Linked DNA regions of Homo sapiens: region 2 is linked to region 1. Evidence: read pairs that join two places in POLR2A ChIA-PET (ENCODE). Cell type or tissue: A673. All regions are shown on one strand. Links, peaks and the distances in the headings refer to the core of each region. The heading gives the core; the rest is flanking DNA.

What was found. Peaks named below come from ENCODE experiments on the same cell type or tissue, not always from the same donor. Only the 100,000 strongest peaks of a DNase experiment are listed, where the experiment ranks them.
Region 2: POLR2A ChIA-PET joins it to region 1 with 6 read pairs; 4 of 35 experiments call an interaction of 5 or more read pairs at or near these places.

The regions. Positions count from the first base shown.
Region 1 is chr10:91,350,412-91,354,821 of GRCh38, reverse strand. It overlaps HECTD2-AS1 (HECTD2 antisense RNA 1), which reads left to right. Exons shown (of 5, transcript NR_024467.1): 4 at 3,943-4,065. Among named protein-coding and RNA genes, the nearest start is that of HECTD2, 58 kb to the left of the region's middle. In A673, for the core only: no CTCF peak of the experiment used is centred there; no DNase peak of the experiment used is centred there.
Region 2 is chr10:91,420,606-91,425,015 of GRCh38, reverse strand. All of the region lies in intron 1 of HECTD2 (HECT domain E3 ubiquitin protein ligase 2), which reads right to left. All of the region lies in intron 3 of HECTD2-AS1 (HECTD2 antisense RNA 1), which reads left to right. Among named protein-coding and RNA genes, the nearest start is that of HECTD2, 12 kb to the right of the region's middle. In A673, for the core only: no CTCF peak of the experiment used is centred there; a DNase peak (open chromatin) is centred at 1,865; H3K27ac peaks cover 1,686 bases.

The DNA.
Region 1 (4,410 bases), core at 283-4,282:
CCAGAATTGATGTAAAATGATACAATCTTTTTGGGGAACACTTTGGTAGTTTCTTATAAAGTTATGCATACACTTATCATCAATTCCTCTTCTAGGTATTTGCCCAGAGAACTGAAAGCATATGTCCTCACAGGCTTGTATACATTTGTTTTGGCAGCTTTGCTTAAAATAGTCAAAAACTGAAAATAATCCAAATGTTCATCAAAAGGGGGAATGGATAAACAAATTATGGTGCAGCCACTGAATGATTTTCAGCAATAAGAAGGAACAAGTATCAACATACACAAGATGGATAAATGTCAAAGGCTTATGCTGAGCTAAAGAAGCCAGGCACAGAAGAGTATATACCATATGATTCCATTTATATCAAACTTCAGAACAGGCACAATTAATCTCTATTGATAGAAAACAGATCAATGGTTGCCTGGAGCCAGGCGTCGGTGGTTGCCTGGAGCCAGGCGTGGGTGGATGCCTGCAGAGAGACATAAGGGAACTTTTTGGGTGATGAAATGTTCTATATTTGTCTTTACTAGGGTGGAGGTTTCACAAATTATACATTTGTCAAAAATCATTGAACTGTACCCTTAAAATGGGTACAGTTTACATTATGTGAGTTATACCTCAATAAAGATGGTTTAAAAATTGACATGGTCATGATATTGTGGGTTGCTGTCACATGGCATTTATACTTTTGGACATAGCTCTAGATACTCATGTCACCCAGAAATCCAGGTGAAGATAAAGGAATAATAACATGAAAAAGGAAAAAGAGAAAATAAAAATTACAGTTTATAGTTTCTAAATTCTTGTTAGCTTAGAAATACAATGACAGACCAGGCGCAGTGGCTCACGCCTCTAATTCCAGCACTTTAGGAGGCTGAGGTAGGTGGATCACTTGAGGTCAGAAGTTCAAGACCAGTCTGACTAACATGGTGAAACCCTGTCTCTACTAAAAATACAAAAATTAGTCATGTGTGGTGGCATGTGCCTGTAATCCCGGCTATTCGGGAGGCTGAGGCAAGAGAATTGCTTGAACCTGGGAGGAAGAGGTTGTAGTGAGCCGAGATTGTGCCACTGAACTCTAGCCTGGGCAACAGAGTGAGACTCTGTCTCAAAAAAAAAATATATATATATATGGATATATATGTGTATATATATGTATATCCATATATATATATGTGTATATATATGTATATCCATATATATATATGTATACACACACATATATATGTATACACATTGGATATATATATATATATCCAATGACATGCTATATAATCTTCGAAGGGTAGGAAATGGCTGTTGAATGGTGATGGGAAAGTGTATTAATTCATTCTCACTCTCATGGTGCTATGAAGAAATACTTGAGACTGGGTAATGTATAAAGGAAAGAGGTTTAACTGACTCACAGTTCAGCATGGTTGGGGAGGCCTCAGGAAACTTACAATCATGGCAGAAGGAGAACTGCAAACACGTCCTTCTTCACATGGTAGCAGGAAAGAGAAGTGCTGAACAAAAGAGGGAAAATCCCCTTATAAAATCATCAGATCTCATGAGAACTCACTCACTATCATGAGAACAGCATGAGGGTAACTGCCCCCATGATTCAATTACCTCCCGCCGGGTCCCTCCCAAGACATGTGGGGAACAATTTCAGATGAGATTGGGTGGGGACACAGCCAAACCATATCAGAAAGTTAGTTTATTCAAGTGAATGTGGGAAACACCTTCTGGAAATAGAAAAACTGGCATCCTATCCTGGTGTGTACCATCACATAAAAAGCAATAAATCCATGATTATCAACTTTATATGAATTAGAAGAGAGCTAAATGCACTCAACATTAAAACTCTGCTGAATAGTACTGGCTTTTGAATGACTCACCACGCTTGTCATCCCTTGGGCCATCATTTATAGACATTGTGCTATCAAAGAACTGAAGAGATTCATACAGAGATTAACAGATATCCTCTTAGTAGAAGGTGGGCAGCAAGGGAGTTTAATGCAGTTGTGTTTAAAAAGAGGCTATTCTGAAGTATAAAAAAGTGAATCCAATGAAGGAGATTTCAGGAACAATGGAGCCCAGTGAGGTGGGCCTAGTTTTCATCACCTTGGATCTCATATCACCATAAGCAAGCTTTTCTCCCTATTTGCAGAGGCCAGGAGGTGTTTTTCTCATCTGGTAAACATGTTTATTTTGGTAAGCAAAATAAACAATTTGCATTTCCTTGGAAAAAGTCCCATTATTTAAAGACGTTTTGGATTTTACCTTTTAACCACTCAAAAAAAAAAAAAAGTTACAAATGAAAAAAGACAAATGAGACAATCAACCAATTAAAATGTATTAAAATGTATGGCCCTAATAATTTAAAGCCTTATTAGAATAAATAAAATGTAAAAGCAAAGAAAAAATGTATAGGGACATGTGAATACTACTAGGTGAACATTGAATAGTATTCAGAAATCATTGTTAAAAATGTTTAGGTGTGATGACGGATTTGGGGTTTTGTTTTTAAAAAGTCATTTTTATGTACATACTGACATATTTATAGATGAAATAATGTAATGTGTGGCATTTGCCACTATATAATACCGTATATAGTGGCAAATGGGGAGGAGAACTATAAAACTTTGACTTAATATCAGATTCTTAAGGGAAAATAGCTCATGGGATTAATTATTATGGGTAAGTGTGAAAGTTTATTCTAGTGTGATGCTCTGGGAAACAGCTTTGGTGTTTCCTCTTCAAGCATTTGAAGCATGCTCCTAACCAGAGCCATAGAACAGTATCAAGAGCCCTCATAGCATTTTATTCTTTGGTTCAGAACTGCCTTATGCTCCACTGCCTTTTCCTTTTGCCCATGACACTCAGTCTCCATCTTTCTTGGCTTACAGCTGGCTACCCTGTCTTTCCTGGTGCTGATTCCAGGTTGATAGCTCTGATTAAGCCTTGGCACTTCCTTGGCACGCTGTTTCCGGTATGGACTCCTTTATCTCTGCATACACCCCAACCACAGCCAAGTGGCACGATGTTCTCCAATGTTCCCAACCTCCTGGGTAAAACACTGGAAGAAGCTCCAAAGAACCTGTCTGTTTGACAATGTAGAAAGGAAACTGATGTAAATACATAGTTTTCACATCTAACCATCAGAATCGAAAGAGAAAAGAGTGACACTATAGGTGCATTACAATTTCACTGAGGAGTTGGATAAGCAGAATTACAGATACCACAGGAACAATCCTGGAAACTGATTAAATTCACTTTCTAGTTATACTTTGAATTTCATCAGAATGCTATAAATTGTCATTTAAAAACCATGGTTCAAGTAATATAATATTTTTCAAACTGCAGGACATGTTCCTTTCATGGGTTGCGAAATTAATTTAATAGGCAGCCAAAAACATTTGTAACAGACTAGTCTAGACTAGTCTGGAAGGAAATAAATGGAAAATATTAAAGTGAATCATACATAGTAAGAGTGAATATACTTTCTATAGAACTTTTGTTTTAGTTTAGCAAGTGTGTGTGTGTGTGTGTGTGTGTGTGTGTGTGTGTGTGTGTTGTCACAGTATAAAATCAATTTCTTACTGTGACCATTTCCAAAAATATTTGAAAATCCTTATGTAATGAATTTCTATATATGATATCAAAAAACCAAAAGGATTCAGGGGGCAAAAAAGGTAACTCTGAAGGAAAATTTCTGTCAAAACAAAATCCTGGTAATTCAATAACTAACTTGTTACCCGAATCAGAGAGCTAATCCATGCCAACCAGTCAGAAACCGTAAATAACCTGGCAGAAGGAACAGGCTACTAGATGTCATCTGATTTGTTCTTTTTGTGTGGTTTTGCTGACTATGTTTTCCTGTTGAATTTAAAAGGCCCCACTCATTTTTGTTACTTGGTAACTGCCATTTTCAGACTAGCTTTTGTCTGTTTCTAGATGAAGCCTGCAGGACACCAGCTGACAGTGGAAGGACTGAGGAAGGTTGTATAATTTTGTGCAAGGTCCACCACAAATCCAGCTGAAGAACTGCTCCAAAGTTTAGGTCATGGCAAGAACAAGGTAAGATGACATTAGTCACTCAAACACAGACTCAAGCTGCAACAACTAATGCTCCTATGAGACTGGCTATATGCCAAAGTCATATTTGGCCAAAGAATATATGCCCTTTGAAATCCCAGCAGGCATAGACCTACAAATTCTCAGCTAATGAGATGTTCATTCATTTTTACAGCTCCAGGGTGGAGAAAACAATTTCCCCCTTGCCAAATTTTTCTTTTATGTAAAACTTTAAATAAGAACTAAGAGATTTCATAGTGTCTGCAAACCTGGAAGTTTTTAATACAAATCCTCTAAAAGTTTGTGTCACTCACAGCTTCTTGCTGGTTTTTTTTTTTTTTTTTTTTT
Region 2 (4,410 bases), core at 133-4,132, 70 kb before region 1:
AGAGATAATGCACATAATTAGCATTGTTCCTTGCACATTATACACCCTCCATTAATGTTAACTACAATTTTAACTGTGTATTTAAATAATACTATTTTTGTGACCTCCATAAATATTATTTTTAATAAATAGGATGCATGTGATACCTTACAGGCTGATTCACTGAAGGCTATCCTCTCATTTGATGCAACTTTACAAGTTCAGGTAAAAAGATAACCCTTTAGAGTTTATGTTTTTCTAAGCACTGTGATTGGGCATACCAGAATTTTTTTTTAGAAGTAGTGCTAAGCACTTGGGATCCTTAGGCACAGGTAATAGCAATCTTCTAAAACATGGAATCTATCCATTATCACATCTTTCACAAAATAACAACTCTATAAAATTCATAGTACTTATTTAATTAATCAGTATTTTGTAATTATACAAAAAATCTTCACACATACTTTGAAGCGCAAGATTAAACTATAGAGCTGCCTCAGGGCTTATTCTCAGCTCTCTGGGATCTTTTTATACTATGTTCCAATTTCCAGATGCTTAAGAGAATACAGTAGTTAACTTCTTTTAACATCCACTTTTAAATTCTAAAGGTAACGTCTTCACTTTCACAGTAGAGGAAGAGTTTCTTTTTCATCTCCTCCTTCTTAATTCACCAGACTGATTGCCATTTACCTTTTCAGAATTCACTCATATAATATAGCAGAAGCATTTATGCTCACTAAATTCCCCATTCTCTTGCAGTTAGGTAGAGCCATCTGATTCATTCTAACAGGCCACAAGTGGAAAAGACGTCTGTCATTTCTGAGTCAGAAAGTACCAATGCATTTAAGACTGGGGCAAAACTCTAGCTCTTCTCTCTTTTCCTCGACTGTGGCAACCATCCAGGCTGAGTTGACATGTTAGAGCATCTGTTAGCTTGGGTTCTTGAGTGACTATGTGAAACAGAGCCAATCCTGACCAATGTTAGACTATATCATTAGCAATAATAAACCTTAATAGTTTTCAAACACTGAAACTTGGGGCTAATTTGTAACTGCAGAATAGCCTATCATAACTTGTTTCTGAAGCTTTTTCCAGTGTTCACCATTTCTATAAAACCAATCATTCTTATTTATTCTTCTAATTTATTTACATTGTTCCACTAAAATTATAATCATTCTAATGTTGGCCCTTCATGCTGGACTAGAAGTTCATCACAGAGCTTGTCATACAGTGAATCTTGTGCATAGGTGCTACACTTTAAATTTACTTTTTAAAGAAATTAATATAAAAGAGCCCAAAGAGAATAAATTTCAGACACTATACACATAGAATTAAGAAGTCTCTAGAATTAATAGACTTTTAGAAATTAGTTAACTCCTTCATTTCACAGAAAGGAAAGTGGAACTGTCTGAGACTCACCTAAAGTGACCTAACAAGCAATGGAGATGTAATGGACACTACATGGGAACCTGAGGGACACTTCCATGAGTAAAGTAAAAACACATATGCATTTTTTTGGTGTGACATTTTTGCCTGTTCATAGATTTTATTGTAATTTGTTTTTGCTTGGTCCTTGATTCTTGGCCAGATTTCAGCTCAGTAATGTCTGGGTTAATATTTCTGTGTTAGGAAACAAGTCATTTGTTGAGTACTTGTTATACACCTACTACTACAGTACCTACTTTAATACATTATAACATTCCTATATGTATTTACACCCCATTTTATAGATGGGGAAATTGAATTTCCATGCCCATGTTCACAGAGCTGATAAATGGGAAGCCAGGATTCAAACTCCAGTTTGAATGACCATGAAATCTGTATTCTTAACACTTATATTACAGTCTCCCACTATAGCAGCTGTCACTAATTAAGGGCTTAACATGTGACAGTACGTGTGTTGAACACATCAGCCTATTTTCACAACAACCCTTTGTGGCTGATGTAATCTCTACTTTTATAGATGTATGTTGAGTTAAATTTAATCGCTTTAGGAGCAATTCACCTAACCAGAGAATATTACATAAGCAGAACAACTAAGTGTACTTTAGGGAAACTTCTCATGTCCTAAACCATCTAGGAAAGACTAACATTTTCTTTTCTTCCCCCTTCCTTCACCTCTTCTTAATAAAAGAAGTCTCAAAGAATATTGCTTAGTTCACTTGTGGGATCTCCAAACAATAAAAATTAAGAATTCAATTAACAGTTATTCAACAACTATCAGTTCTAATGTCTAGTGGATTTACAGTCTCAAAGATAAGAGAGAAAATTGAAAAGAGAGGTAAGACAGTGATACACAATACCTTTCCATAAAATAGTCAGTAAATTATGTAATTTGCATAATATTGGTAAATTAAAGCAGTTTGTTCAGGTACACAAAACTAGTGTGTTGATTAGGAAAATGAAATATAAACAGGTTACATATTTGAAAAAGTAAATCATTCCTTATTATATGTATTAGGATGCTTAAATAAGAATTTTATTAATGACTGGGGCTAAGTTTGCTTACTTGTATATTTTGTTGTCAGAAAATCTTAATAATAGTGCGAACAAATGCCAAATTGGACACACAAATTTGACAGTTATAAGAAAGTAACCAATTTGTAAAATAAGGTTAGCCGTGCTTGTATAATAAATGGTCCCTCAGCAACAGACCTTTGTTAACTTAGCTGTAAACATCTACAATAATTTAACACATAGAAGGCATTTTTTCATTGACAACTGTCATGAATGTTATCTAAGACTAAGCAACAGTAGTATTTAGGGAGCAGTGTAGTTGGAATATAGAATCAGAAAGGGAGAATGGTCCAGCAAGATATGACTGGGAAGGTAGGTAGTGGCCATATTATGAGGCCTTCAGGCTACAGAGTATAGATTCTATCCTGAACAGAGATAGAGAAAAATCATTGAGGACTTCTAAGCAAGATATGACATGATCATATCTGTATTTTAGAAAAAAATCACTATGGTAGCAGTCTAGGGAATAGAATAAAGGGCAGAAATACTGGAAGCTAAACCAGGCCTACTGGAAGAAATGAAATTTGAATAGAGATAGTAATAATAGGGAATGAAGAGGAATGACAGCCTGGGCCAAGAAATGACCAAATTGTTAACAGCGATTTCAGGTGTAAGTCTGAAGCATAATGAAAATGAACAAACCCTCCCATAAATTATAAAGTAAGTGAAATAAACAATGTAAAATGCTTTCTTCAAATTTCAGAAGAATAGGCATATTTTGACACCTCACTGTATAGAAGAGGGCATCTTTGAAGAAAATTCTAGACTGGGTTTTATCAACATGATTTGTGAGTAACTACTAAAGGAACCAATGCTCACTAGGCAAAAGTATGCTTCGCATGATGAAATAATGAATTTTTATAACAGGGTTATTGTAATATATCAACAGAAAACCTATAACGAGCTTGTCCAACCCACAGCCCCCAGGGTGCATGCAGCCCAGGATGGCTTTGAATGCGGCCCAACACAAATTCATAAACTTTCTTAAAACATTATAAATTTTTTTTGTGATTTTTTCTTTTTAGCTCATCAGCCATAGTTTGTGTTAGTGTATTTTATGTGTGACACAAGACAATTCTTCCAATGTGGCCCAGGGAAGCCAAAAGATTGGACACAACTGATAATATAAGGACAGAACTGTGGGAAATATTGGCATGTATGATGTGAGCTGGCAAAGGAGATTAAGAATGAATGACCAAAGAAATCCAGAAGAAAGTGATGTGTTAAAAATATGGGAGGATAAAGTTTCAAGAAAAAAAAAAGGTCAATAATGTTAAATAATGAAGAGTGGTTAGGTCTAAAATGTGCCTAACGGAAATGGGCAACTATGAATCTTGAGGACAGCTGAGGTAACAGATTTAGGGTAATGGTGGTGGCACGGACTATACAAAATAAATTGACAAATGAATGGGAAGTTAGAAAATGAAAGCAATGAGCAAGGATGACTCAGAAGCTTTACTGAAGGGGAAAAAAGCCTGAGGGGGGGAAGAATGCAAAGGTTTGAGGGAAGATCTACTATGCACATTACCATGGCTGCCATCTAATGTTCCCTTATATTTAAATTGCCCCACTCATGGTCCCCATAGCATTGCTGTTATTCTTTGTGCAGGAATGGCTGTGGACTAGAGCTGAGGTAGGCACTCAACTAAGGGGCAACCCATCTGCAATTAGGGTAGCCATGTATTAGCTGGCTTGGCATGATGGACATTGATGCTTCCTAGTATGTCAATCAGAAGTCTTTCCAGATTTTAGACAGGGGAATATAGAAAAGACTGACTAGCTAAAAGAGAATAGCAGAGGCACAAAAAACAGCCAGTCTCTGTTCCTTTGCTTTCTGCTTCCAATCTATGTGCCTCATTCCAATAAATTCTCTTTTGCCAAAAGGAGGCATAGTAGACTGATTTTCTTTTTTTC